Regions from separate parts of the Homo sapiens genome. Here all the other regions are linked to region 2. Evidence: chromatin loops called from intact Hi-C (ENCODE). Cell type or tissue: heart left ventricle. All regions are shown on one strand.

The links. Peaks named below come from ENCODE experiments on the same cell type or tissue, not always from the same donor. Only the 100,000 strongest peaks of a DNase experiment are listed, where the experiment ranks them.
Region 1: a loop joins it to region 2, with 5 times the contacts of the local background. A loop is called at or near these places in 6 of 110 quality-filtered maps.
Region 3: it touches region 2 in a loop (4-fold over the local background); 72 of 110 quality-filtered maps call a loop at or near these places.

What each region holds. Positions count from the first base shown.
Region 1 is chr15:74,174,662-74,182,661 of GRCh38, forward strand. ISLR (immunoglobulin superfamily containing leucine rich repeat) reads left to right here. Exons shown (of 2, transcript NM_005545.4): 2 at 190-2,210. The coding sequence starts at 198. The coding sequence ends at 1,484. STRA6 (signaling receptor and transporter of retinol STRA6) reads right to left here. Exons shown (of 19, transcript NM_022369.4): 15 at 7,682-7,799; 16 at 7,500-7,601; 17 at 6,634-6,797; 18 at 6,121-6,276; 19 at 4,805-5,582. The coding sequence ends at 5,419. Among named protein-coding and RNA genes, the nearest start is that of ISLR, 5.0 kb to the left of the region's middle. RefSeq lists enhancers at 1-759, 1,867-2,383, 4,291-4,460, 6,475-7,011. In heart left ventricle, no CTCF peak of the experiment used is centred here; DNase peaks (open chromatin) are centred at 1,110, 5,000, 5,510, 5,823 and 1 weaker place; H3K4me3 peaks cover 2,407 bases; H3K27ac peaks cover 3,042 bases.
Region 2 is chr15:74,317,460-74,325,459 of GRCh38, forward strand. The region is part of intron 11 of CCDC33 (coiled-coil domain containing 33); the gene reads left to right. CCDC33-AS1 (CCDC33 antisense RNA 1) reads right to left here and starts at 2,233. Exons shown (of 2, transcript XR_007064711.1): 1 at 2,061-2,233. RefSeq lists an enhancer at 1,667-2,577 and a silencer at 5,279-5,398. In heart left ventricle, CTCF peaks have their summits at 3,385 (motif pointing left), 5,304 (motif pointing left) and 5,504; DNase peaks (open chromatin) are centred at 562, 1,061, 3,370 and 5,312; H3K27ac peaks cover 3,012 bases.
Region 3 is chr15:73,978,399-73,986,398 of GRCh38, forward strand. It overlaps STOML1 (stomatin like 1), which reads right to left. Exons shown (of 7, transcript NM_004809.5): 5 at 6,920-7,115; 6 at 6,261-6,473; 7 at 528-5,732. The coding sequence ends at 5,539. Among named protein-coding and RNA genes, the nearest start is that of STOML1, 9.9 kb to the right of the region's middle. RefSeq lists an enhancer at 3,434-3,623. In heart left ventricle, no CTCF peak of the experiment used is centred here; DNase peaks (open chromatin) are centred at 3,963, 4,403, 5,023, 5,503 and 2 weaker places; H3K4me3 peaks cover 620 bases; H3K27ac peaks cover 4,785 bases.

The DNA.
Region 1 (8,000 bases), 140 kb before region 2:
CCGCCCTTCTCTTGGCCTCAGTTTCTCCTTCCGTAGGATGGGGGCGGTGGGCTAGGTGGTGTTGGGATTTAGCTGGGTTATGTGGGACAGGGCCTCCTGATGGGAAAGAGCTCTGGCTGGGCTTGTGGGAGGAATGAGTCCCTTTGGCAGGTTCTCGGGATCCCCTGGGTGACATGCCTTTCTCTGCAGGAGGCACCATGCAGGAGCTGCATCTGCTCTGGTGGGCGCTTCTCCTGGGCCTGGCTCAGGCCTGCCCTGAGCCCTGCGACTGTGGGGAAAAGTATGGCTTCCAGATCGCCGACTGTGCCTACCGCGACCTAGAATCCGTGCCGCCTGGCTTCCCGGCCAATGTGACTACACTGAGCCTGTCAGCCAACCGGCTGCCAGGCTTGCCGGAGGGTGCCTTCAGGGAGGTGCCCCTGCTGCAGTCGCTGTGGCTGGCACACAATGAGATCCGCACGGTGGCCGCCGGAGCCCTGGCCTCTCTGAGCCATCTCAAGAGCCTGGACCTCAGCCACAATCTCATCTCTGACTTTGCCTGGAGCGACCTGCACAACCTCAGTGCCCTCCAATTGCTCAAGATGGACAGCAACGAGCTGACCTTCATCCCCCGCGACGCCTTCCGCAGCCTCCGTGCTCTGCGCTCGCTGCAACTCAACCACAACCGCTTGCACACATTGGCCGAGGGCACCTTCACCCCGCTCACCGCGCTGTCCCACCTGCAGATCAACGAGAACCCCTTCGACTGCACCTGCGGCATCGTGTGGCTCAAGACATGGGCCCTGACCACGGCCGTGTCCATCCCGGAGCAGGACAACATCGCCTGCACCTCACCCCATGTGCTCAAGGGTACGCCGCTGAGCCGCCTGCCGCCACTGCCATGCTCGGCGCCCTCAGTGCAGCTCAGCTACCAACCCAGCCAGGATGGTGCCGAGCTGCGGCCTGGTTTTGTGCTGGCACTGCACTGTGATGTGGACGGGCAGCCGGCCCCTCAGCTTCACTGGCACATCCAGATACCCAGTGGCATTGTGGAGATCACCAGCCCCAACGTGGGCACTGATGGGCGTGCCCTGCCTGGCACCCCTGTGGCCAGCTCCCAGCCGCGCTTCCAGGCCTTTGCCAATGGCAGCCTGCTTATCCCCGACTTTGGCAAGCTGGAGGAAGGCACCTACAGCTGCCTGGCCACCAATGAGCTGGGCAGTGCTGAGAGCTCAGTGGACGTGGCACTGGCCACGCCCGGTGAGGGTGGTGAGGACACACTGGGGCGCAGGTTCCATGGCAAAGCGGTTGAGGGAAAGGGCTGCTATACGGTTGACAACGAGGTGCAGCCATCAGGGCCGGAGGACAATGTGGTCATCATCTACCTCAGCCGTGCTGGGAACCCTGAGGCTGCAGTCGCAGAAGGGGTCCCTGGGCAGCTGCCCCCAGGCCTGCTCCTGCTGGGCCAAAGCCTCCTCCTCTTCTTCTTCCTCACCTCCTTCTAGCCCCACCCAGGGCTTCCCTAACTCCTCCCCTTGCCCCTACCAATGCCCCTTTAAGTGCTGCAGGGGTCTGGGGTTGGCAACTCCTGAGGCCTGCATGGGTGACTTCACATTTTCCTACCTCTCCTTCTAATCTCTTCTAGAGCACCTGCTATCCCCAACTTCTAGACCTGCTCCAAACTAGTGACTAGGATAGAATTTGATCCCCTAACTCACTGTCTGCGGTGCTCATTGCTGCTAACAGCATTGCCTGTGCTCTCCTCTCAGGGGCAGCATGCTAACGGGGCGACGTCCTAATCCAACTGGGAGAAGCCTCAGTGGTGGAATTCCAGGCACTGTGACTGTCAAGCTGGCAAGGGCCAGGATTGGGGGAATGGAGCTGGGGCTTAGCTGGGAGGTGGTCTGAAGCAGACAGGGAATGGGAGAGGAGGATGGGAAGTAGACAGTGGCTGGTATGGCTCTGAGGCTCCCTGGGGCCTGCTCAAGCTCCTCCTGCTCCTTGCTGTTTTCTGATGATTTGGGGGCTTGGGAGTCCCTTTGTCCTCATCTGAGACTGAAATGTGGGGATCCAGGATGGCCTTCCTTCCTCTTACCCTTCCTCCCTCAGCCTGCAACCTCTATCCTGGAACCTGTCCTCCCTTTCTCCCCAACTATGCATCTGTTGTCTGCTCCTCTGCAAAGGCCAGCCAGCTTGGGAGCAGCAGAGAAATAAACAGCATTTCTGATGCCCCTCCGTGTCTGCCTGGAATTTTGTCTGGATCTAGGAGCCTCTGCTGGGAGATAGGATCAGGAGCTGAAGAGTCAGGGCAGCCAGCCTGCCTGCCCACAGTGGCAGGGGCCTCTGAGACTCCAACAGACTGTGGAGGCACAGGAGTGCTGGCCCGATGCTGTGTCAGGGGCTGGGCCTTGCGGTGAGCTGAGCTGCAGATGTTCCCTTCCTCCAAACCATCCCACAGGACAGCTGGGGGCAGGAGCCTGGGGTGGCTGGCGACCCTGAGCAGCGCCTGATGTCAGCAGTGGCTTCAAGAGAGGCATTTTGGAAAGGCGCAAGGAAATGGAAGTGCCTGGGTGGTAGCTCCTCTTCCCTGTCCTGCTCCTGGAAGAGATGTTAGGAATGAAGAGGAAAGAGGGGACAGGTGGGGCAAGATGGAGGAGACAGATGAGGAGAAGGGGACACAGGACAGAGGAGGAGAAAGCCCCAGAGAGACTGGGAATAAGAGAACATATTTACATATTTGAGGGAGAAACCAGGGGGGAAACAAATCGTACTTATCTTTCTCCCAAAGAAGAAATGGTATTCCAAGAGGAAAGTCCAAATGAGGACTGCAGATTCCCTGTAGGAATCTTTCCCCACAGAGCAAGTGGATCAGTAACTGGCCTGGGCCGTGTGTGTGTGTGTGTGTGTGTGTGTGTGTGTGTGTGTACAGCAACCTGAGCGGTGCGTGTGTGTGTGTGTACAGCAACCTTCAGCCTCTCCAGTGCATGTGTGTGTGTGTGTGTACAGCAACCTTCAGCCTCTCCAGATGAGGAGCATAAGGATGAGGTCCTAACCTGGAGACTCTGCACAACCTCCTATCTGTGCCAGGTAGGATATATGTCTTCCTACTGCCTCTATCCCATCCCTTTCAAGATCGAGGATGCTGCATGCAGAGACAATGGCCTGGGGGAGAGGCTCTGTGGCCTTTCTCCAGAGCTCCCAGAACTGCTGAGCTCAGCAAAGTGGAGGCAGGATGCTAAGGAGTCTGGGGTAGCAGCTGTGAGCCTTGGCTGCTGGCCAGCCCCATTCCCTCCCTCCAGGTCCACATACAGCACCTCCCCCTGCCCACTCTCCCCTCATCAACTTGCAGCTCCTGCTGAGCTGATGTCACCAGCAGCATGTATCAAGAATGACTCCTAATCTAAAATAAAAGTTGAAAAAAATGACTCACGTCTGGTGGAAAACAGCAGGATGGAGCCAAATTCCATGCGCTAGGCCACCTTGGGTAAGTCATTGCCCACGTCTGGGCTTCAGTTGCCTCAAAAACCAAATGACATGGTAGGACTAGGTGCTACTTCATGGTCCAATAGACTCTGATTGCCTAAGGCTTGATATTCCCAGCCTGACTTGGACATCCCTGGCTCCATTCCTAGCTGAGTGGCTTGGCTTCTTGGAGTAGGACATGGACCTAAGACCTAACACAGGGAATGGCTGTGCCTTGAGTGGACTAGCTGCTCCCCTGCTTTAAGGTCTTCCGTGGTCCCCACTGCCCTCCAGGTAAAGCCTGAATTCCCCACTTAGAGCCTCTCTGACCTGCTCCTCCAACAAGCGCACCCTTCCTTCCTCTTCTTGGAACAGCTATTTAATTGTTCCCTTAATGTTCCATGGTGTGCCATCCTCTGCACCTTTGCTTATACTGTTCCCTCCGCCCAGGCACCCTTTCCCTGTTCTTCATTTGGCTAAGTCAGTCTTTGAGAGTGGGCTCTGGCATCACCACCTCCAGAAAGCCTTCCTGGATGTTCCCCCATCCCCAATGTGAACAGGCCCCCTTTCTCTGGGAACCTGGATTCTCCTCCCCTGAGACCCTGTTAGTTGCTGAAACAAGGTCAGGAAGCCTTTTTCAACGGGCTGCAGTGGGATCACAGTGTGCCCTCTTTGGCCTCCTCGGGGCAGCCTTGAAAGTGGGTTTCAGGTCCCTGACCCCACCCCTGGCTTTACAGGTATTTGAGGCTGTAGCAGGAACCTGAGCTTGGGGCAGGGGACTGTTGATCTCCACTAACTGTGCAGGCATTTCTCAAGGCCCTGCTGACCTAGATCTGTAGGGTGGCCACATCTTCCTACCCTCTGTAGCCCCCAGCCCCTCAGTGGACCCAGGGCATGTTCTTTATTCATATACCCCGCCCTCCACCTCCACCAAGCCCCCAGTAGGGAAAAGACCCCAGTCTGTCTCCACCCTCCTTTCCCCTCCGTATTCTCATTCTCCTCCCATCAGGACAGCCTACGCTATGTCCCCCCATGTGACACGCCCCTTCCTACCTCCACACCTGGAGTCACACTGCTTCCCCAGCATTCCTGAAGTCGCTTCTCCTCCCCAGATCCTGCCCCTTCTTCAAGACCCAGAATAAGTCCCACTTCCAAAGCCAGCATTCACATGGCTCAGGGGTGGCATCATAGGGTCCCCAGTCTCTTTGCCACCCAAAAGGATGCAGCTATGGGTTCTGCCTTCCACCCAGTGTCTGGCCCAGCATGTGACCAGAACACCCCAAGCCCCATCCCCATCAATGCACAGTGTTCCTGACAGTGTAGGCGGGGTTTTCCCTGCATACCCCTCCCGCTATGAGGACAGTTTCTCAGGAACAAGTTTATTGCAGGGAACACACTAACCTCTTTCATAATAGCCAAAGGCATAAAAACTACAAAAATATCTGGCTCTCGAGTGTGGGCAGCTCAGTGTGGGACCTGGTCTGAGTCATGACTTGGGCTGCCCTGCAGGCCAGAGGCCCGGGAGCTTTCCGGCCACTCCCCAGAGAGGTCCGTGGCGCTGAGGGGGTGAGGAAGTGCCTTGGCTGCTTCCACAGCGTGAAGGCCAAGGCTGAGGTGGAGCTGGGCTGGAGTGGTTCCAGAGAAGGCTTCATCGAGGCCCTTCAAGGCTGATGGCAGAGCCAGGGTAGGGAGACGCCTGGATGTGGCTGCCCTGGCTCAACTGGCTCCTGGACCAAGGCCCTAACCCACCAGTTTCTTTCTCCAGAACCCCTGCTGGCTCTCCCATAGCCAAGTGGGTGGAGCAGAGCCCTCCTGAGGCTCCCAGTGCAGACAGACCTCCACCCAACCACAGTGATCCGGAGGACCTGCTGGCTGCATGGCTGGTGTGATGCTGGGAGGAGAGCCGGGGAGGGAGGAGGATGGTAGGCAGGAACATGCCTCAGCACAGATGGGCAGGTGGGTTGACCTTCCCTGCCCTCAGGGCTGGGCACCATTGGCACCCAACAGGGCCGTCTTGCGGAAGACCTGCAGGGTTGGGTTGTGCAGCAGCGTGTAGGCCAGACCCCAGCGAGCCCTGCCGCGGCTGGCCCCGGGCCTAGCTCCCTTGGCCATGGAGTCCTTTGTCTGTAGCAGCTGCATCCCTGAGAGAGACGGACTTTCTGTGAGTCACTCAGCAAACACCCAGCCAACCCTCCCTGGCCCTCAGACCTGATCAGAGAGCCTGAAAATCCCAGGCGTGTGCAGGTCGTGAGGCTTAGGATGTCCCCTGCAGGCAGCACATGGAAGTGGGGGGTGAGGTCTGTGGATGGACTGGAAGCTGGGTGGGACAAGGGTCTGGAGCTGGCTTAGTGTCCCCTCCCTACACACACTTCTGGGCAGAAGGAAAGGAGGAGTCATACTCCCTGCCCCAAGGGAGAAGCGGGGGCAGTGACGGAGCCCCTTAGGAAGGCAGCTGTTTCATTCTCTCTGTGTGCACACATATGGTGTGTGTATGTGTGTGTTCATATCATGGAAAAAATCACCCTGAGATCAGACCAGGAGGGGTGACCAAAGGCAGCCAAGGAAGAGAGGAAGTGAGAATTTTCCTGGCGCTCACTCTGTGTGCTGGGGAGGGGCACACATCCTTCCTAGAAGAAGCTGGGTAGGCTCTATTCCCCCATTCCCAGTGGGAGGGCGCACCTTCGTCTTCCTCCCCTGGTCTGAGGCTGTCCTGGGGGGCTGCCATGGTCCTGGGTAGGAGGCTCTGCGCTTGCAGGAGCAGGGAGCAGAAGGCTGTCATGGCTGGATGCGACTGGCTGACTTCAATCTTCAAGAAGTTTCGGTACGTGTAGTAGCCTGGGGTGGGGTGGCGGATGGCAATGCTGGGGGAGCAGGGGCCACACTGGAGGCATCCAGACATCCCCTAACACACACACAGGGAGTGCACGTGCACTCCCTGCATCCAAGCATGTCGACACACCAAGCACGTGGCACATTGGCTGCATGGGCACGTGTGGACCTGCTAGAACACCCCACATCCACTGCACGTGCTGCAGGGCCACAGGAGGCACAGCGCAGGGGCACACAGGTGGCACATGCAGCTACAGGCATCGGTGTGAACTGATCAGCTGGCACGGCCCTGGGGCAGGGCAGATGCCTTCCTCACTGCTTGGGTAGCCTGAGCAATCCTCCAGCCCCGCCCAGTGACCTTACCGGGGTCGAGAGTGGCGGCTCTCGGTGGCAGCAGGCTGAGGTCCATCTGGCCAAGGTGGATGGCGTTGTAGAGGGCAGAGAGGAGCACTCGCCAGGTGGCCACCATGGCACCCACCAGCACATTGAGGGGGAAGAGAAGAAAGGTGGCTGCATAGAGCACTCGCCTAGGATGGGAGAAGAAAGCTGAGGCAGGCCGTTCCCCAGAGCTCCCTCCCCAGGGTCAGTGTCAGACCTGGATGCCCAGAACTGCTGTGTATTTACTGAGTGCCTACCATTTATTGCTATGTCTTCTGTGCACCCCACCCTGGGCAAGGCCTTCTCTCTTTCAACCCACCATGCTGGGAGATGGGAAACTGAGGCCCAGAGAGATTGGGAGACTTAGCCAAGGCTGTCAGCTATTCAGTGGCAGAGCTGGGCTTTAACTCTAGGTCCATCTGAGTCTTTCTATGACCCTGATGCCTCCCACCTCCCTTTTCTGGGTCCCCTGTCTGCTAATTCCAAGTTCCCCTGGGAGCCAAGGTTCTCCCACAGACTTGTCATCTGACAGGGAACTCCCTTGCTACAAAGTGGGGAGGGGCATGGTTTTAAGGAAACAGAGGATCCAGGGGAGAGCAGTACCGATTCCCAAAGCAAGAAAGGTTCACGGGGGTACTTCCAGCCCCATGCCGGGTATGTAGAGAGGTACTTTGGAGTGGGCTGAGCCATTGTCCCTTTTCTCTATGGGTAAGGCAAGCTCTTTCTACTATCATCTGGGTTCCTTGATAGAGAGAAGGGATAGATGGCAGTGGAGGGAGGACACAAAAAGAGAGAGACACCGAAGAAGAGGCGAGGGCCTGAGGGAGCCACAAGCCCAGATGCCACCTCACCGGTTGGTCAGCTGTGGGTGTCCATCATGAGTCTCCAGGAAGACCCAATGGGCTGCCATGTTCTGCAGGATCACAGCCAGGGCCAAAGTCAGCCAGAAGGGCCTGCCAGTGGGGTGGGGAGGTGGTCGCTGTTAGCGGACCTCTAAGGAGTCCCTGAGCCCTCCATGTCTTGTTTCACTCACCACGAGGACTCCAGGGAACGGAAGAGCAGGAGGTTCCTGCCATGGAGCACAGGCATGAGCACCAGGAAGGCCAGGGCCGTGGTTCCCAGGAAGAAGATGATCTGCTGCACCAGGAGCCCTGCCAGGGGCGGGAGTGGCAGGGGGACAGAAAACAGGTTCCATGAAAACTGGCCATCCCCGCTGCCCCCAGAACCAAGGGCTTTGGGATTGGGCAGGCCTGGTTTTAGATCTCTGCTCTGCCACTGCCTAGCTATGCTGCCTTGAACAAATCACTTTACTTCATTGAGCCTCAGTTTCTTCCTCTGTAAAATGGGGATAA
Region 2 (8,000 bases):
AGAGGCCCCCCAACCCTGTGCAGAGTGCTGAGCTGGGCACCCAGCAGCAGGGGTGGAGATTTTGAAACGGGTAGAGGTGACTGTCTTGGCTTGTCCAGTCAGGGATTATTATTGTGCCACCATTGAGGCCCCAAAGAACACTGTAAGTCATCTATTCATTCATTAAACAAGTAAACAAATATTTATGAAGTCCCAGTGCTGGTCAGCATCTTGCTAGGTCCAGGTGGAGGGCCCTATCATGAAAGCCTTTGGGACCAAGCTTGTCTGGGACAGACAGGCTGAACCCAGTTCAGCTGGGGAAAGGCAGGCAGGCCCCTCCATGCCCCAGGAGGGGGTCTCCGCAACCCAGGCTGAAGCCAGTTATATCAGACATTCTGCCTTCATGACCAGGGCCGTTTCTAGGTGGCGGGCTGGCTTGTTTGGGTTTGTTTTTTTTTTTTTTTTTTTTTTTGCTTCCCAGTGAGTTTCTTTCAAAAACATCCACCCATGTCTCCGCTGAACTAAAGAGAAAGGAATTTGTCCAGAGCATCAGGAAAGCAGCCAGAGGAAGTCCCCAGGGACCAGGCGTGGGGCCCTAAGCCACACTGCAGCTGCAGGGAGGAGAGTGAGCCCAGCTTGTGCTGCTGCGGGGTGGGGAGGACTCCTGAGGGGACAAGGGGGAATCAGGGAGCAGAGAGACTAAGGGGGAGGGGGAGGAGGAGACTCAGGGACAGAGGGTGAGGCTCAGTGGGAGAGAAAGGGGAGACAGGGTATGGGGGTAACCAGGAGGCAGAGAAAGTGGAGAAGAGCGGAGGGAGTTGAGGGGGAGGCAGGAACCAAGGTGTAGCCAAGGGCAGGTGAGGGAGGAGGGACTCTGAGCCTGGGCCAGGGGAGTCAGAAGGCCGGAGCCCTGAAGGGCCCCACAGCCCTCCCCGGCCCTGCTGTCTCCATACAATTCTGTGGCCAAGGAGTGAACCTTGCATGATTTCAGCCACCCCACCCAGACACCCCCCACCCTGGAACAAAGGGGAAGTGGCCCCATGGGCCTGCCTGCTTCCAGCTCAGGGCTGGGCTTGGTCACCAGGCAGGCACTTGTTGTAGCAACAGTCCCTGGGGACCCATCCTGGGGAACAGGACTGCTAGCAGTAAAGATGGGGGAGCCAGGGCCCCCATCCCCTCCAGCCCCCAAGGCTGCCCCAGGCCTCATTGACAGCTTCTCTGTAAGTCGCCCCCTCGCCCACTGGTTCTGGGAAGATGGGTTGGCTCGCCTAGCAGCAGGTGTGTTGGGGTGTGTTGCCCAGCAACCAGTAGAGGTGTTCCCAGAGCCTCTTAAGTGGGAGGCAGGGTGGAGAGGACCAGGGCTTTGGCCCTTAGATGCCCGTGGTCACAGGAATCTTTTGCAAGGCCCCTGGCTCCAGCCTAGGCCACCTGAGCCCACACAGTAATCCAGAGAGGGAGGACAGAAGGGCTTCTGGGAAAATCCCTTGAAGTGATCATTGCCTCCTGCTAGTCTGGGCCCTACCTCTGGTGTCTTGGAGGTCCAGCCTTGGATCCTAGAAAGTGGCTGAGCCTGGGCTAGCCTGGGAAGGCTTGCTGGTAGTGCATGTGTGGTGCCGAGCTGTGAGGAGGAGTGGGTGTGGCAGATGGGGCATCCAGTGGAAGCAGCAGCTCAGACTGGGGGCTGGGGCCGCCCCAGTAAGTGCTAACCCTTCTGGTTTGGGCCCCAGTTGCCAAAGCATTTCTTCTTCCCCTTTGGCAAGAATCCCAGAGGACAACCCCAACAAGGGTCATTCCCCACAGGGTGCAGATGAGCAGGCACGGAGTGGGCAAGGGCCTCGCTTCGGGTCGTTCGACAGCTGTGGGCAGAGGCTGGATCAGAACCCAAGGTTCTGGGTTCCAGCCAGGGCTCTTCCCCCACCCAATGTGGGGCATTCCTGAGGCAGCAAAGCTCTAACCAGGGAGGATTCTGGCAGGAGGTGACCAGTGGGGAAGGGTTCTTTGAGGAAGAGTGAACAGGGCCTGTGAGACCAGGACTGGGGCCTGCCCCTCACCACCTGCTGAATGCCCAGCCCTGTACTCACCTGGGCTGAGAGCAAGGGCTGGCCCCAATCTGCTGTCAGCAGAGGCTGGACTCTGGCCCAATACCCAAGGAGTCATGACTGATGGCCTGTCTTGGGATAGCCCGGGGGTCTTCCTGGAGGAGGAGGGCCCAGAATGGAGCCTTGAGGGTCAGGCAGCGTTCAGAAAAGCCTAGGAGGGGAAGTAGGAATGGGAAGCCAGCATCTTCCAGGAAGCCCCGCCCCCACCCCAGCCCAGCCGGTCTCCATTGTCCCAGCCAGGCCCAATTAGCACCTGGCTCCTGCAGGGGCCAATTAGACAGGGGCTGAGGTCAGCTGCCGGCCAAGGCCCTGCCACCCCTCCAAGCTTCACCAAGCCAAGCACAAAAGCTTTCTAGGCATCATCTCTGCTGCAGCAGGAAGGGAAAGAAAGAACAGAAGAAAGGGAAAATTCACTCCTTTTGTTTCTTTGCCATAACCTTGGGCTGAACAAAGAAGCAACTGCCTCCCCTCCCTGGGAGGGCAGCTTCTGTGGAGCAGGAAGTCTGTTTTAAACAGCAATTTGCACAGATTTGTTGTGGTTGGGAGGCCCAGATGACATTCGAGGGGAACCAGGAGCAGAGACCTGGGGTGAGCAGGGCCCTGGTTCTAGAAACTCCTGTGACTCCCCACTGCGCTCTGTTCAGAAGCAGAGCTTCCGGGCCTGGCTGGTGCAAACAGGTGGGCCTGCTCCAGCTCTCTAGCCAGACAGACCTGTGTACTTTGCTGCCTCCAAAGAGCCCAGCCCACATGGGCCTCCACACCTTCCCTCAGTGTTCCCCACCTCTGAAGTCCCACCCAATCCAGTCAAATCTCACCTGCACCTCAAAGGCCCAGCTCCACCCCTCCCCTGCAGGATCCCCTCCCCAACCCTACCCCTGGCCTTGACTTGCACTCCTAGGGTGTGAGCCATGTCCCACACAAGGCCTGCCTCCCACCGGGAACTCTCTGAGTGCAGGGTCTCCCCACCCCCAACAGAGCTGAGCTTAGGGGTACAAACAGCAGCTGCCAGGCCCTGCTGGGGAGCAGGTGGAAGGGAGATATATGCCAGAGTCCAAAATGGGGTTTGGGAAGCTGGGGCCACCCTGGGGTGGTGACAGGTGGAGAAGGGGACCCACCAGTGCCATTGCCTCCTCCAGGCTCCCACCCCCAGGGCAATGCCACATCGCACAGACCACCCTGCCCTCACCTCCCTAACCCTGCCCTCTGTGTCTCAGGAGCGCAGCCTCTCCCACTGGGCTATGCCCTTGCCGCTTCGATATCCCACCCAGCCAATGAGGCTCTCAGTCCTCCCTCGCCTGCCCTCTGGTGGTGATGAGGTTCCAGAGTGAATGGAGGGAAAGAAAGAAGCTTGTCCTCATGGCCAGTGGGTTCTATTGTCCTTCAGTGGCTGGGAAGGGAGCTTGGCTGGGTGGGCAGTGGCAAAGAACTGAGAGGCCAGGGTCCCAGTGGCATTGGCCCGTGTGTTTCTGGGAGTAAGGGGACTTCTTAGCCATGGTGAGCCCCAACCCCTGGGAAAACACTAGTCCCTTTCAGCAAATTTTCAGGCACAACCTCCATCCTCCCCGACTTGTCCCTGAGACGGCCCCTCAGAACTGGGCTTTTGCTCCCTGGTCTCTGGAACTGGAGGAGGCCAGCATCAATTTGCCAGCTGAATTTTCCATTGTATTTTAAAGAAATGTGGTTAATTCGCTTTATTTTATTTTATCTTATTTTATTTATTTATTTATTTTTGAGATGGAGTCTTGCTCTGTTGCCCAGGCTGGAGTTCAGAGGCACGATCTCAGCTCAGTGCAACCTCCGCCCCACCCCCGCCTGCCCCCCAGTTCAAGCGATTCTCCCACCTCATCCTCCCAAGTAGCTGGGATTACAGGCATCCACCACCATGCCTGGCTAATTTTTGTATTTTTAGTAGAGATGGGGTTTCACCATGTTGGCCAGGCTGGTCTCAAACTGCTGACCTCAGGTGATCCACCTCCCTTAGCCTCCCAAAGTGCTGAGATTACAGGCATGAGCCACTGTGCCCGGTGTACTTTTTGTATTTTTAGTAGAGAGGGGGTTTCACTGTGTTGGCTAGGCTGGTCTTGAACTCCTGACCGTGAGTGATCCGCCCCCCTCGGCTCCCAAAGTGCTGGGATTACAGGCGTGAACCACCGCACCGGGCCAAGAAATGTGGTTAATTCCCTTTAAAAGTATTGGGAAATTTAGATTAGCCAAGAGAGACCTCTCTGACATTCAAAGGACACCTACAGGAGTTCTGTTTGGCAAATCTGGCAGGAGCAGGGTCTGGGTCAAAGGATTTGCCTGAGTAAGTCAGGGAGGCAGGGAGGCCCTTCCCTGCCATCAAGGTCTTTAGGAGCTGAAGGGGGAGCATGTGCGTGGCCCTTGGCAGATGAGGAGTGCCAGGCTGGTGTAGGCGAGAAACAGCTTCTGGGCAGAGGTAGGGAAGGCTTTGAAGATAGGGGCCCAGAAGGCTGGGCCCATGGGTGGAGTGGCCAGGGCTAAATTCTGAAAGGGGGTCTAGCTGTGCTGAAAGAGGTGGAAATTCAAAGTTGGAAATTTACCATGAGGGCCAGTGGGAGTCATTGGAGGGGTCTGGAGGCCAGAGAGGATGTTCCAGTTACCTATTGCAATAACAAACTACCCCAAAATGTTATCATTTAAAACGATAATTTTTTCTTTTATTATCACATCTCATAGCTTTGTGGGTCAGGAACTCAGCCACGGCACAGCAGGTCTAAGTCCTCAGCTGGGACGACCTACGGGCAGGGGCGGGAGCAGCCAGGGCTGGGTGGGCCTCGCTCTCTCCCATACACTTAGTTTGGGCTTCCTCACAGTCTCAGGGCAGCAAGGAATTAGCAGCTAGCAGGGAAGAATTGGGGTTACTGCAAGATGGGTCTCATCCCAAGCCCCTGTCCTCACCACTCAGCCCCAACATCTTCCCTGGAGCTAACCCAGGATAGAGGCCCCAGGTTCAAGATTCACTGAGTGACTTCAGGCAAATCTCTGCACCTCTCTGGTCCCAATATCAGAACTTGTGAGATGGGGGTTCCAGGGCTAGAGGTCTTGGAAGGCTGGCTGGACCACCTGGAGGAAGGACATGTGCTCCTGGAACTGGGGAGAGAGACAGCTCCGCACACACCTTCCCCACAATATGAGCTGTGGGCCACTCAGGTTGGCCTCATCCCACCACAGGCTGAAGCTGAGTGTCTGTGGGAGGCGGCTGCCCTCTGCTGACTGCAAAGGCAAACCACATGCAGATGGCCTGGGCCTGCCAGCGATGGATCCTGGGGATCCGGGGAACCCTGAGATTGGGTGGCCGCCCAAGGAAGGGGACAGAGGAGAGGGTGTGTGCCTGGTCCAGCAAACCCACCCTCTGCACCCACTTCAACACTAGCCAGACTGCCACCCACACTACCTCAGACCCAGCAACCTGTCTCAGGCCTCCTTCTCTGGGAGAGTGAAGCCCCTCCCCGCTCCTACCCCTGCTCCAGCCCATACCTCCCCTATGCATCCCTCCCTCTTACCTTCTAAGTCTCCAGGAAATCCTCTCTCTCCACCACTATGCCTCTCCTTGACCCTGTTTTCCTAGCTACCTTTGACCCTTCTCAACCTCACTGTCCCCTCAGACCTTACCCACAGCACCCAGCATTCAGAGCACTGGCCAAGGTCACTTCCTCCAGGCCACACCAAGAGGCTCCCTCTGCAGATCCGGAAACTGCTAAGCCTTCTCTCCTTTTTCCAAAATTCTTTTAAATTGTGAAATGTAACCCATTTCACAATTTAAGAAAAATTGCATTGAACATATAGAACATAATTATTATAAATTATTATATAGCAAATGTCCATGAAACCACCACCCAGGTCAGGAAACAGCATCACCAGCATCCTCACGCCCCTCATGCCCCTCCCAGCCACACCCCTCCTCTCCTGGATGTAATCACTCTGCCAGCTTTCTGTCCTTGCTTTGCTTCTTTATTTTTTTATTTTTTAATTATTTTTTTTATTTTTGGGACACAGTCTTGCTCTATCACCCAGGCTGAAGTGCAGTGGCATAATCTCAGCTCACTGCAACCTCCGCCTCCCGGGTTCAAGTGATTCTCAGGCCTCGGCCTGCCAAGTAGCTGGGATTACAGGCACCCGCCACCACGCCCGGCTATTTTTTGGGCTTTTGTGTAGAAATGGGGTTTCACCATGTTAGTCAGGCTGGTCTCAAGCTTCTGACCTGGAGTGACCTGCCTGCCTCAGCCTCCCAAAGTGCTGGGATTAAAGGGTTAAGCTGCCGGTTGGTTCACGCCTGTAATCCCAGCACTTTGGGAGGCCAAGGTGGGCGGATCATGAGGTCAGGAGTTCGAGACTAGCCTGACCAACATGGTGAAACCCCGTCTCTACTAAAAATACAAAAAAAATTAGCCCGGCATAGTGGCAGGCGCCTGTAATCCCAGCTACTCAGGAGGCTGAGGCAGGAGAATTGCCTGAACCCGGGAGGCGGTTACAGTGAGCCAAGATCACACCACTGCACTCCAGCCTAGGCAATAGAAAGAGACTCCATCTCAAAAAAAAAAAAAAAAAAAAAAAGTGTGAGCCACTGTGCCTGACCTGCTTTGCTTCTTTATACTGTCGCTACCTGAGCATGCCTCTCGAATCACTCTGGCCTAAATTTTCTATTTTTACCTTCATGGAGAGGGCACCGTGACATACACATTGCTTTGCACACGGCTCTTTTGCTCACCTTGATGTATGTGAGGTTCACCCACATCATGGTTTCTTATTGCTCTGAAGTATCCCGCTGTATGGGTCTCCACCTGCCCCTATCTCTGCCCCATAATTCCTCACTCACTTGCCAGTTCTTTAATGTTTTTATGAAGGTGAGTTTTGCTTTGTGTCCCATTCAGACCATCTCTAGCGGCGGGTTCATCTCCATCATCCAAGCCGCAAGACTCAAGCGGAAGGTGGTTGTCCTCCTTTTGAAGCCCTCTTGCCAGCCTGCTCTCGCCGCTTTTCCTCCTACCTCTCTGGCAATTGCGCTAGTCCTGAGAGCTCCTCTCCTACCACCCCTTGTCCTTGAACCCCCTCCTCACTCCACAGTTGCCAGACGCTGAAAATCTGCTCCCTTCCCAAGGCTCCAATGGAACCAGGGCTGTCCTGCCACCTGTCCCCCACCAGGATTCACTCCAGGCTTGATCACCATCAGCCACTGCTGGCCTCCTGCACCTGAGGCCCTGCAGGTACCTCACCCCTAACACGCTCCTCCCCCAACCCAGCTCCCCCTCCTTCCCACTCCAGACCTGCGCCTCCTCCACCCAAAGACCCCAGCTCCTCCTCTCCTCATCCCCCACCTCCTCCTTCTCCCCTCTTCCTCCTTCCCACTCCAGGCATGCACCTCTACCAAAAGGCCCCAGACTTCTCCCACTCCTCCCCCTCCTCCCCCACCTCCTCCTCCTCCACACTACAGGCATGCACCTCCTCCACCCAAAGACCCTAGCCCCCTGCCAACCTCCTGCTCTGCCATCCCCAACCCTCCTCTTCGTTGTTCACTTCACTCTGTCATGCTGAGTCCTCCTTGGTCTGCCTCCACCCAGCAAGGGTCCCTGGCTCCCTGCTCTGGGCCTCCATTCATTTCTCTGTCCATCTTGGTGGCCTGAGGCATCTTGCCACAAACCCCCTCCAGCTTAGGCCCTTCACTGGCCTGCAGGATGGAATCCAAGCTCCTGAGATTGGCCACACCCCTACTTACTCCCCAACCAGCACTCTGCCCTCCAGGAAGTCACCGACTTTGTTCCTGATCATACACTCTCTCTCCTCCCTGCCTTTGCCACAGTGTCTCCTCTGCCCAAGAGCCCTCTCCCCTACCCCGGGTAACACCTGCTCACCCTCCTAGAGTGAGCTCAGGCTATCACCACCTCCAGGAAGGCTTCCTAGACC
Region 3 (8,000 bases), 340 kb before region 2:
CTTGGGAGGCTGAGTGGGGAGGATTGCTTGAGCCCAGGAGGTTGAGGCTGCAGTGAGCCAGGATTGTGCCTCTGCACTCAGCCTAGGCAACGTATGGAGAGTCTCTCTCTCTCTTTTTTCTTTCTTTCTTCTTCTTTTAAGAGATCAGGTCTTGCTGTGTTGTCCAGGCTGGCCTCGAACTTCTGGGCTCAACTGATCCTCCCTTAGCCTCCCAAGTACCTGGGAATATAGGCATGTGTCACTGCATCCAGCTATACTAAGAACTTTTAAAGCTCAACAATATTAATAGCCCATTTCTTAAATAAGCAAAATATTGAACAGATAGTTCACAAAAGAAGACACGTGCCCAATAAGCAAATTAAAAGTGGCTCAACATTGTCAGTCACACCTGTTAGAGTGGCTAAAGTTTAAAAGACTGACTATACCGCATGTTGACAGGACCACTTTGGAAATGTTTGACAGTTTTTCAATCCAGCAATTCTAGGTATTTACCCAGATGAAAATATATGTCCAAACAAAGACTTGTACACAGATGTCTGGAGGAGCTTTATTTAATAACCAAACCTGAAAACTACTCAAATGTTCATCAATGGATGAATGAATACATTGTGCCTCTATCTAGACAATGGAATGTGTTGGCAATACAACAAACTACAGATACACAGAATAACATGTATTACTCTCAAAACCATTACAGTGAGGGGGAAAAAGCTAGACACAGAAGAGTACTGTGCACTCATTTCATTCATATGAAATGCTAGAAAAGTGAAATGTGATCAGCGGTTATGGAAAGGTCAGTGGCTGCTCAAAGCTGGAGGTGGCAAGCACTGACGGGAAGTGACGTGGAGAACTTTGTGAGTGGATGGGAATGTTTTGTATTTGATTGTAGGGGGTGGTGGTTACTCAGGTGTTCACATTTGTCAAAGCACCTCAGATGACACTTTTTATTTTATCTTTATTTATTTAATTTTGAGATGGAGTCTCACTCTGTTGCCCAGGCTAAAGTGCAGTGGCATGATCTCAACTCACTGCAACTTCCACCTCCTGGGTTCAAGCAATTCTCCTGTCTCAGCCTCCCGAGTAGCTGGGACTACAGCCGTGTACCACCATGCCTGGCTAAATTTTGTATTTTTAGTAGAGATGGGGTTTCACCATATCGGTCAGGCTGGTCTCAAACTCCTGACCTCAGGTGATCCACCTGCCTCGGCCTCCCAAAGTGCTGGGATTAGAGGCGCAAGCCAGCCAAATAATACATTTTAAAAGGGTGTTTGTTGTATGTAAATTACACCTTTAAAAAATATGTAAATGCTAGGGGAAGAGAAACCAAACCAAACCAAACCCTGTTCTTTGCTGGAGCTAGAAATCCAAGACTTACAAAGCAATAAACAATTGGACAATAAACAGGCTGGGCTAGATGGCTCATGCCTGTAATCCTAGCAGTTAGCGGGCCAGGGCCAGGTGGGAGGATCACTTGAGGCCAGGAGTTAGAGACCAGCTTGAGAAGGCCCTGTCTCTACAAAAAAAAAAAAAAAAAAAAAGCCAGGCATGGTGATCCTTTAAGCCTGGGAGGTTGAGGCTGCAGTGAGCCACAATCACTGCACTGCACTCCAGCCTGGGAGACAGAGTGAGACCCTGTCTCAAAACAAACAAACAAAAAACAAAAAAATAACTTGAACAATAAACAAAAAAATTACACTGAGATACAAATTTTCACTTTCCAGAATGTCAAAAGACCCAAAAGTTTAATAACACAGTGTATTGACATGACTATGAGAAAAAAACACCACTGACAATGGGAGTGTAAATTGGTATAATCCCCAGAGAAGGTATTCTGGCAATATTTACTAAATTATAAATGCTTTGATTTAGCAATTCCACTTCTAGGATTTTATCTTATAGATAAACTCTACCACAAATAGCACATGTTAAAGGTTATTCATTGCAAAAGTATTTAAAATAGCAAAACACAAGAAATAATCAAAATGTCTATCGGTCCACGACAGGTTGAATAATTTATGATACATCCATACTGTGGAATCCTATGTAAGTACAAGAAAGCACAGGGAAAGGCTGTCTGTGGTAACATGGAAAGATCCTCAGTGGGTAATGTTAAGTGAAAAAGGCAACATTGTGTTTCTATGTTGCCATTTGTATAAAAACAGGAACAACAAAAACCCAGAAGATACATATTTGGATTTTCTTGCATATATTTTTTTTTAAAAAACAAAACCTTCAGGAAGAATTACCAAGAAACTAATCGCAGGGGATGGGGGAAGGCATGGGAAATATGTGTGGAGGGAGAATTTTCATAATATGCTTTCCTATCTTTTTAAATGTTTAGCCAACCAAAATTTAAATATTGGCTGGGTACAGTGGCTCACACCTGTAATCCCAGCACTTTGGGAGGCTGTGGTGGGAGGATCCTGCGAGCCCAGGAGTTCAAGACCAGCCTGAGCAACATGGGGAGACATCCTTATCTCTACAAAAGAGATTTTAAAAATTAGCCGGTTGTGGTGGCACAACCTGTGGTCCCAGCTACTCAGGAAGCTGAGGCAAGAGGATCGTTTGAGCCCCAGAGTTCAAGGCTACAGTGAGCTATGATCATGCCACTGCACTCCAGCCTGGGTGATAGAGCAAGACGGTCTAAAAAATTTTTTTTAAATGCTTAAAAATAAGGCCAGGTGCGGTGGCTCACACCTATAATCCCAGCACTTTGGGAGGCCTAGGCAGGCAGATCACTTGAGGTCAGGAGTTCGAGACCAGCCTGGTCAACATGGTGAAATCCCATCTCTACTAAAAATACAAAAATTAACCAGGTGTGGTGGTATGCGCCTATAATCCTGGCTACTCAGGTGTCTGAGGCAGGAGAATCACTTGAATCCGGGAGGTAGAGGTTGCAGTGAGCTGAGATTGTACTGTACTCTAACATGGGCAACAGAGTAAGACTCTTGTTTCAAAAAAAAATAAAATACTTTTCAATAACATCAAAATAACACATTATATATTAATATATTAACTAGGATACTTAAACTATTATCATTATTCACCAGGTTATCTTGAAGAAAAATATAATAAGAAGTGTCTAGTCCGGTATAAGGACATATTTGGCACACAGTAATGGTTACTATTTCTATACCCTGCCCCTCAAATGCCCGCACACAACCTGTCTGGTACTTCAGGTTCTAGTTCCCCGAAGCCCAGTTGCCTGACTGCCTCTTCCAGCTGTGCCCTTGCAGGGACTTCTCCTCTGCTGAATGATTTTCCCCATCTCTTCTTATTGTCCACCTACTTGGTAGCTGGGATGTGGAGGACATCACCTCCTCAGGAAAGCCTTCTCTGATTGACACACACCCTCCTCCTCCCTCTTCACACCGACCCTTTAGGTGGCCCTTGTCCTTCCTCCCCTGTGGACTGCAGGGTCTGCTCAGTCCTCTGTAGTCCTGGAGTGCTGGCCAAGGATCGAGCTCCCCTCCACAGGGTGGGGATTCATGGCAGGGGCAGGCCTTACTCTCCACCTACACAGACATCCAGAAAAGTTTCGGTTTCCCCTAAACGTTATGTTGATCTTCCCATGCTCACAAAGAAGAGTTTGGGTTTCCCCTAAGTTGTGATCTCATTTTTCCTGTCTTCCCTACCCTCCAGCCCTACCCCAGCCAAGGGGCCGTGCCAGCTTTCATGGTGAAGATGCCTGGGGTTTCCTGGGCAGCCCTTCATATACTGTGTAATAGCAATGGAAGGAATCCACAGGTGAATGCTGATGCAGGAAGCTCCCAGTCCAGCAGGGAGGGCAGCCATATATGCAAGGAGCAGAAACACACAATGTGGAATGGGTGCAGAGAGCCAGGCAAGGGCACAGAGGACAAGTCTCACTGGGCCTCAAAGGGTGGCCACAGTGTGGCTGCGGGGATTGGAGGGCAGGCTTTGGAACAGACAGCCTCAGCTAGAAAGCCCTGGGAGGGCCCATGAGAGGCCTCCAAGTAGGCAAAGGGGCAACAGCAGGTGCAGCAGCCTGGGACTCTAGGAAGGGGCCCTGGAAACCTGAACCTCAATGGCCATGGCAGTGACAGAGGGGTCTGTGCTGGGCTTTAGGGAGGTGCCTCAGGCAATGTGGAGGACCTCCAGGAGGCGGGACAAGGCAGTGTCTGGCAAAGGCAGGGACAGACAGCAAACAAGACAGAGCCAGGCACCCAGGAAGGGCAGAGACCCCTTGGGGGAGAGGGAAGTTGCGGTGCCACAGGACAGGCTGGGGGCTGTTCTTAAGGGGAGGCTTTGATTTTTGTGGTTTTGTTTTTCCCAGAAGTCTCTCCAAGGAGTAAGATTCCTTTCTTAGGACTCAAGAAGTCAGAGGCCCCCTTCTCTGGGGCCCCTGGGGTTTGGGCGAGAGTACTGGAGCAGAAAGCAGGGCTGGGCTGGGCCTGGGGCCAGACCTCAATGACTGTTTCCTTCCCGTCAGCGAGCGGAGAAGCAGTGACAGAGTGTACCAGGAGGGGAAGCTGACGGTGGCCCCAACTCCTCTCTTGAATGGGATATGACCACCCCACCTGCCCCTCAGTGTTTGCAGGACACTCTGGCACACTCATGCCTTCCTTTCCTGGTGAACCTGTATCCCACTACAAAGAGGAACAGAACTCCCCACCCAGCCCCACCCTTGCTTCCAGGGGCTTTGAGACACTCAGGAGAAGGAGCTTCAAATATTGTGAGGGTCTGTCTGTGTCAGCCACCAGGATGTCAATCCCTGCCTGGGCTGGCAGCATGGACCTTGTGGACCCTCCTAGCCCACCCCATGCCCCCAGGAGCCCCGCTTGGCTTCTTCTCTTTTATACATTGTAAACACCACATTTATTTGTCTGAGGCTTGCAAACCTCTGGTAAGAAGCACAGAACGCAGGGCTCTCCTTCATGCTGCCCTGGGCCCCAGCTCGCCAGGCATGCAGGACAGAGCTGGCAGATGAGTCAGAAATCTTTGGGAGCAGCGCCAGGGAAGCAGCAGGCCCTGCTCCTTCCCATGCCCAATCCCGCCAGCACGGGCCTGGACTGCAGCCAGGAAGGTGGGCCAGCCAGGATCCCCAGGTAACTTCGCCACAGGGACCTCTTCTTGGAGCTGCCTTCCCTTCCCTCCCCATCCCTCTCCAATCCCCGCAGAGCTTAGAGCCTGGGCCACATGCTTGGTCCCTCACACAAGGACCAAACCAGCTGCTGTCAGGCTGTTTCTGTGGGTCCTGTCTCTCCAGTCAGGAAGCCAGCAGGGCAGGGCAGGCCTGGCTCTCCTCCTGGAATCACACCGTGCACCCAGCTCAGCGCTGGGCACTCAGCTGGGGACCGGGATGGACAAAGCCTTGTCCAGAGAACCACTGTAGGGGAGACGTGCATGGCAGCCGGACTCAGCCTCCTGCAGCCTCCATTCATGGGCTCTTGGCTGGGCCTGAAATTTGTTAGGGCCTCAACTCTCTGTGGTGCAGATGAACACCTCCTCCTCCAAGAGGCCCCTCAGGCTTGGTGCCAGGCTTGGGACTGGGCTCTGGAAAGTCAGCCAAGGCTGCTACTTCAAGGCCCTGAGGACAGCCTCCAGCTTCATGGCCATAGCCAGGTCGCCCTTCACCTTCAGCCGTCCACTCATGTAGGCCCCCAGGGGCCGCAGCTCTCTGCATAGCAGGGCCCGCAGGTCTGCCTCGGCCATCTCCACCACCACATCAGGGATGCCATCAGGCACCCCGTGTCCCACTCTTCCTCGTCCTGTGGGGCAAAAGAAAACCGAGTGTCAGTAGGGGAATGGAGGAACGTGAAGGAGATCTATGGGGGTGGGAGGGGCTGGTATTTCCCATTGGGAGGAGAGTACTGGTTAAGAGTTTGGGTTCTAATACCCTGGGTTTGAGTCTTATTGGCTGTGTGAACTCTTGGATCCTCAGTTTCCAAATCTGTGATGATAATTCCTTTAGAGATGACAATTCCTAAAGCATAGGCTCATGGTGAGAAGTGGGTGAGATAATGTACAAAAAGTACTTGGCACAGAGCCTGACAGGCAGCAGGCCTGTAACACGGGCAGGCCTCTTGGTATTGGAAGCCTGGCTGCATTGTCCTGCGGATGGCGGGGAGACCAGGGCATAGTTAATGCCTGGAAATGGTGTCTGAGCCCCTGCCTGCCATGGGTTCACCCCAAATTATTGGCAGGAGCAGGGGGCAGTCTACGAGAGCACCACTGGGGTAGGTAACAAGAAACCTAGCAAGCTGGATGGGAAGGAGAGGCAAGGAGGGCAGCGGCACCTGTAGTGAGGTCCAGGAAGTAGGCGCTTTGGGTGCCGCTGGGCAGGACGACATTGAACTGGTAGCAGGCCCCGACTTGGCTGACCAGGGCCTCAGACAGGAAGGGCTGTAGAGCAGTCAGTAGCCCCTCCGCCAGAGGCTGCTTCGGACTGGACCTGGCACCAACTTGAGGGGCAGGTGGCTCAACTTCACTCACCATCTCCACGGTGTCTGCTGGGGGTGGCCAACAGGGTTGGGGAAGGAGGCAGAGAGGAGGTCATCGTGTTGCCAAGGTCAGGACCACTCACTGTGGCCTCTGCACCTTTTGTGGCAGTTTCCTCTTAGATCCCCTTCAGGCCTCTGTTCAACTTCCTCCTCTACCAGAAAGGTGCCCCTGAGTTTTCAGCCTAAACTGCAAACTCAGTTTCTAAACTACTCCAGCCTCAGATATAAAATTCTTTCCAGCTGCCCTTCTGGTGATGTCGCCTCCTCCCATGGAGGCTGCCAATGGCCTCTACACACTCAGACACCTGGCCTCCTCTCACTGCCTTGGCTGTGGTCAGTGTGGGCTGAACATCTGTGCAGGGTGTGTACTGCACAGAGCTGCTGGGATAGTGAGCAAAGTCTGTGCTGGCACCAAGCTGGTAAACACCCCCGCTCTCCTCCCCAGGGCTCCTCACCTGGCCCCGGGGACGGGGCACCTCCTGCCATTGAGTTCATGCTTCCTCCCAGGAAGTGCAGGGCCAGCTGCTGGAGGGTGCTGTCCAGGTTGGGCCCAGCTGGGCTGTCCTGGGGCGGCTGGAGCACGGCCTCCACTGCCAGCTCCACGCGGTCTACCTCCAGCCCCCAGGCCCTGGTCACATCGTTGATCTCCAGCTGGAGGACAGTGTGAGGAGAAATGTAATTAATTCAACAAACCTTTCCTGAGCACCTTCTTTGGGCAGACTGTGTGGCCGTGCATGGACATGGAGGCACCACACCGCCCTTGAGACACTCCTAGCCTGGGAACACAGGCAGAGGGCAATGACCTTTCAGCTGTGGTAAGTGCCAAGACAGAAGCAAGGCCTGTGGTGAGCCCCCAGCAGAGGAGGGTGGTGCCAGCAGGAGGGAGTCCTCAGGTGGAGGAGGACCCTTCCAGCAACAGGAACAGCATGTGCAAAACCCCAGACAAGAAAACCTGGCATGTTCGTGGAGCTGCGAGGAACCAGAGTTCCATTTAGCTGGACCCTCACATGTCGGCTGAGGACTGGAGACAGCTGAGGGGTCAGAGGTGGGGTGTTTCTGCTTACTTTGATTTATTCTGAGGCAACAAAGAGCCCCAGGGAGGAGTTTGAGCAGGGAGGTGATACAGCAGACTTGCTTTAAGGCAAGATCCTCCTGGCTGCTGTGGATGCTGGATTATAGGGGGCTGAGGGGAGGGATGGAGACCAAGGAAGACATTGTTTCAAAATACAGCCAAGGAATGATGCAGCTCTGGCGAGGGTGGAGGGGAGCTGTGAAGCCAAGATCCACTGAGGGAGGCATGCCTCTATCAACTGTACTGAGCCACAACAGGGCACTAGAGAAGTGCAAGCACCAGGCTCGGGGCTGCCTCGATGTGTGCAATGATATGAGAGGGGGCGGGAGTGGGGAGGAGTCAGGCTCCTGAATGGATGAGTGTGGCATTCACTAGAGAGGACACACGGGGGTGGGAAGGGAGGGATGGCAACTTTTTTTTTTTTTTTTACTACTGTAAGCTTGAGGTGTCTGTGGGGCAGTCAA